Regions from separate parts of the Homo sapiens genome. Here region 1 is linked to region 2. The links are chromatin loops, found by intact Hi-C in ENCODE. Cell type or tissue: tibial artery. All regions are shown on one strand.

What was found. Peaks named below come from ENCODE experiments on the same cell type or tissue, not always from the same donor. Only the 100,000 strongest peaks of a DNase experiment are listed, where the experiment ranks them.
Region 1: a loop joins it to region 2, with 2.6 times the contacts of the local background. A loop is called at or near these places in 5 of 110 quality-filtered maps.

The regions. Positions count from the first base shown.
Region 1 is chr3:42,423,706-42,426,205 of GRCh38, reverse strand. No RefSeq gene overlaps it. Among named protein-coding and RNA genes, the nearest start is that of LYZL4, 14 kb to the right of the region's middle. In tibial artery, no CTCF peak of the experiment used is centred here; no DNase peak of the experiment used is centred here.
Region 2 is chr3:42,253,399-42,255,898 of GRCh38, reverse strand. LOC105377048 (a long non-coding RNA gene) reads right to left here. Exons shown (of 4, transcript XR_940772.3): 4 at 2,405-2,442. Among named protein-coding and RNA genes, the nearest start is that of CCK, 12 kb to the left of the region's middle. RefSeq lists an enhancer at 1-161. In tibial artery, no CTCF peak of the experiment used is centred here; DNase peaks (open chromatin) are centred at 778 and 1,428; H3K27me3 peaks cover 1,408 bases.

The DNA of each region.
Region 1 (2,500 bases), 170 kb before region 2:
CTCAGTGCCCAAATCCACTAGTTCATTAGCAGTTGCAAACTGGTGATGTTCTATTTCCATCATTGCTTCTGCATTTTTTTGCAAACATTCTTCTATAAAAGGAAACTCCCCCTCAACTTTTTAGTTACCCTGAGTAACAGTGTGTACAGGGTAAGCATGACGCATTTTTGAGTCTTTTCCTTTGCTAACATTCAAAGCAATAAGTCAATTCCCTAGTACTTTGGGAGTTGTGTTTGTGAATGGCAGAGATGAACCTGACCTCTGCAGGAGGAGAGAGGTAGGGGCTCTCAAATTCTCTTAATACCTTTGTAGGAGAGGTGTTAATGCACCCATTTTTCTTTTTCTTTTCTTTTCTTTTTTTTTTTTTTTTGAGACAAGTTCTCACTCTGTCACCCAGGCTGGAGTGCACTGGCACAATCTCGGCTCACTGCAACCTCCAGCTCCCCGGTTCAAGTGATTCTCCCACCTCAGCCTCCTGAGTAGCTGGGACTACAGGTGCGCAATACCACACCTGGCTGATTTTTGCATTTTTTGGTAGAGACGGGATTTCTTTCATCATGTTGGCCAGGCTAGCACCCATTTTTCCTAAATGGGAAAATGGAGACCCAGAGGTGGCATAAGTTAATAAGTGGAGGAGCCTGGATTTTATTTTAGGTCTGTCTGGTTGCAGAGACCAAACTCTACTGCTGAGGCAAAGCCCTTTCCCTAGGGTTATAGGGAATCACCCTAATCCTGGGATCTGGCTGGCAGGAGCTTCTTCCTTCTCTGGCTTGCCAGAAATCAATAATCTGTAGTCTGAAAAAATGATATGTGTATCCCTGAGGCCTAAGAATACTCTTAATTAAAATTGCTTTTTTAATCACAATTATAACATTGTATTGTTGGATTTCAGAATACTTGTGTTGTTAAGTTGTTTCTGAGAGTTAAACCTCAGGCTAGGCTACTTTAATCAGATTTATGTGACTCACTTATTGCAGTATAATACAATGATATCATGATTTGCAATCCTGTGGTACATAATAAACATAATTGGCACATTTGAGTGACGGAAGCTTGTATTGAAAGGGACTTAATTATCATGGATTCTGGGGATTAACCGTAGGAATGAAGGGATTTACTGAAAGTGGAAGGCTAATTTCAGGTCATAAAAAACATTTGTATAGCAACACTGTGTGTTTAATTGGCAGTTGCATGAAGAACCATCAAAACATCCAGCGAATGAATGCATTAAGATTACCTATCAGTATGCTTTGTGTTGCAAGTGATTCAAGCTGGTTTGAACATGGGCTCACAGGATTTATTTTTATTTATTTATTTATTTCATATGACCATATGACAGAACTAGATTTGTTGGTTTATTTGCTCTTTCAACACAAATATGGAAACACAGACAAGTCATGCTTGCTTTTTTAAACCAACAAATTAAAATTGCGAACATGGCTAAATTTCAAATCAGATTAAATAAAAAATATTCTGTATGGAAAGCATGTAATAGCTTTTGTCTTCTTCCTCACCACCTGGAGCGCTCTTCCCTTTCCCTTCTCCCTCTGCCCCCACCTTGTCTGCCTAACTCTTACTCTTGTTAAAACCTTAGGTTACAAGTTTCTTCCTCTGCCATTCCTTCCCAAATATCAAATTCAATTTAGGTTTTCCTCTTATGTATTATCCTAGATTTTCCTGAATGCTAGTGTCATTTTTGTGCTGTTCACTACAGTGCCTGGCACATGGTGGGCACATAAAATTTATAGAACGCAGGAACAAGAGGTTAACTATGGAATCCCATCATTTAATGGTGAGGGACTGAATATATAAATGGATAATGGGCAGAACATACATGACAATAAAACTCTGACTTTAAGCAAACAGACCAGAACAATTAGAACTTGGTTAATGACTACCAGCTTTCCAAATATGCTCCCCAAACCAGTCACATAGGATGCTTCCCTTCCAGTTGGCCTGCCTTCACTTCTTCATGCCAACAACTTTTTTTTTTTTTTTTTGAGATGGAGTCTCGCTCTGTCGCCCAGGATGCAATGCAGTGGTGCCATCTTGGCTCACTGCAACCTCCACCTCCCGGGTTCAAGCAATTCTCCTGCCTCAGCCACCAGAGTAGCTGGGAGTACAAGCATGCACCACCACGCCCGGCTAATTTTTTTTGTATTTTTAGTAGAGACAGGGTTTCACCATATTGGCTAGGCTGGTCTCGAACTCCTGACCTTGGGCTCACAGGATTTATTTACTAAACTGTCCAGGGGTAGATCTGACTGGACTGTAGGGCTCAAGAGCTGTGTTCAGGACCTGGTTTCTCTCTTCATTTCAGGGCCCTGCTTACTTTATGTTGAATCCATTTTCACAAAGACTCTCCTCTGTGGTCCCAAGATGGCAACTGCCGGCTTCTAGCTTTTTTGGCTACAGACTTCTTGGTTGGTATTAATAGGAAAAGGTAAAGGGCCTTTGTTTAATTTTCAGTAAGGCTTATTGGTCCTGAATGGGTCATGAA
Region 2 (2,500 bases):
TTTTTGTACTTTTTAGAGAGATGGGGTTTTGCTATGTTGCTCAGGTTGGTCTCAGACTCCTGAGCTCAAGCAATCCACCTGCCTCTGCCTTCCAAAGTGCTGGGATTACAGGCGTGAGCCACCACACTTATGTTTTGATAGGCAAGAATTGTTTGCATTTCTATCAGTTTTCCAGGGATTATAAGTCACCCAGTCAAAGACACAGACCCCAGCAGCATCAGATAAATGCCCAGTGTTCCACTGAAAGGACACCCAGTCATCCCCTTTGCCCACTTCCAAGCCTTTCACAACTTCTTCTAATGCAGGAAAGGGAAAGGAAAGAACATTCCTGGCCTCCTCTTGGGTGCTGTACAAAGATTCTCACAAGCATCAACCTAGGAGACAGTCCCAATCCTGCAAGGTAATCATGATTCCACTCCTCCAAGAGGAAACAGGAGCTCAGAGAGGTTAAGTGTCTTGGAGGTGCACATGCTGCCCACAAACGGCAGTGCCAGGATATAAGCAGCTGGTTCTGGAACTTCTCTATGAAAGGACTTAGAGCCACCATCTGGCAGAGAAGGGCCTCTGAGCCTTGTCTGGAAGCTGCACCTACACAATGAAGGTGGAATCAGCATGTGTGATCATGTGTGGAGTCTTGGAGGGGGCCTGATGGAGCTCCCTGGGCAGGGGAGGCAGAGAGCCTAAAGACCTGTCCCCCTAATGCTTTCAGTGCCATGCTGGATTTAGGACAGCACCTTTTAACTGCAGGGGCCCTGCTCTTATCTCTATGCCACCTGCTGTTGCAGGGTCCCTGGAACCAGGACATGAAACCCAGGACTTCCTCAGCCGTTTCTCAGGGGTCCACATCAGGCTTCTGCAACTAAGCTGAGCAACTCTTACAGAGAAGCCAGCCACTCCTAAACTCCACTTTAAAGAGGCCAGAACTCACACAACCACAAAGCCATGCCCGCTGCCCTGCCCTCCTCCTCCTCCTCCTCCTCCTCTACCCAGCTGTGTGATCCTAGGCAAGATCACTCCCAACCTTTTCCCCCTCCATCCCTCTTCCCCTCGCTAACCATTCTTTTCCTGCTAGCTGTCCTGGAATCCCTTGGGCTTGCAGGAACTCCACCCAGGCCATATCCCTCTACAGCTATTCCTGCTGTTTGTGTCCTCAGCTCTGCCAATTAAGGTTGCTCAGAAGCTTCCTTTTTGTTGACCCACTGGAATTTAAAAGCTGAAGAGAGCAATGGCTATCACTCTGGCTCAGCCCACACCCTACCCTACCTCCACTCCCATTTTACAAATAATAAACTTGCCCAAGATCACACAATGAATTAGTGACGGAACCTGCAGCTTTCTCTGGAATTAACTCCTTGCCAGGCTGAGACATGAAGAATTGCCTGGTAGTCCCTGCATTCGCTGATACCTCTGGACCTTTGGCTTAGGAGATCTGACCTGCCCTGACCCGCAATTACTAACATCTCCATGTGGCCAGCAGCCAGAGGGTGGACAAGATTCACTCTCCCAAGATTTGCTTCACCAAAACCAGGCTGTAAGACATCTGACCCACAAATGAGGGAATCTTTACTTAATTTGTCAGCAACCTACTGAACCCAAATGGCAATCTTTGCTCTCAGGCTCAGCCAAACCCAGGTATAAGGAAAGAAAAATGGAAGAAAGACAGTATAAGTTCATTCTTACTTTTAACATATAACCACAAAAAAACGCCCCCAGCTTTTTTTGTTGACTCTGCTTTGAAGTGCCAAAGGAAAGAATCCTGATCACTTTGCTAGATTTCCAGAGACTGTGAATATTTTTTTCCAGCATCTTCAAATTATGGCTAGTCCTGAAGATAAATAAAGCATAAGTCAAGCAGAAAGAGAGAAAATCGTTGCCTCACTAATTTCCCCTGTGTTCTAGGTTCCAAAAACATCTCTCACCAGATAGTAAAATGATCTGTTTGTGTCTGTCTCCTGCTCTGATCTATATCTTCCCACAGAACTAGGATCAGGGGGTCCCAGATGAGAATGCACCTGCCCTGGACTCCCCACCATCCCCAAGGCCCACACTGGACAGACCTCCCCCAGACAGCCTCATCATCACCCCCACCTCTCTAACTTCATCTCATCACTGCCCTCTTCACTCACTTCACTCCAGCCTCACTGCATTCTTTGCTATTCCTTCAAAACACAAAACTCACTCCTAAGTCAGAGCCTTCGCACCACTGTTCCCTCTGCCCGGCTCACTCTCCCTCCCAAAAGCACGGCTGGACCTGTCAGCTCATTCAACCCCAAAATTACCTGCTCAAAGAGGCTGTCCTGACCATCCTCTCTGAAAAGGTTCCTCTGAACTGGGCACAATGGCCCATGCCTATAGTCCCAGCTATTCGAGAGACTGAGGTGGGAGGATCACTTGAGCCAAGAAGTTGAAGTCCAGCCTGGGCAACATAGCGAGACATTATTTCTAAAAAAAAAAAAATTCTTTTAAGAAACAAAAATTTCCTCCATTACCCTCTCTCCCC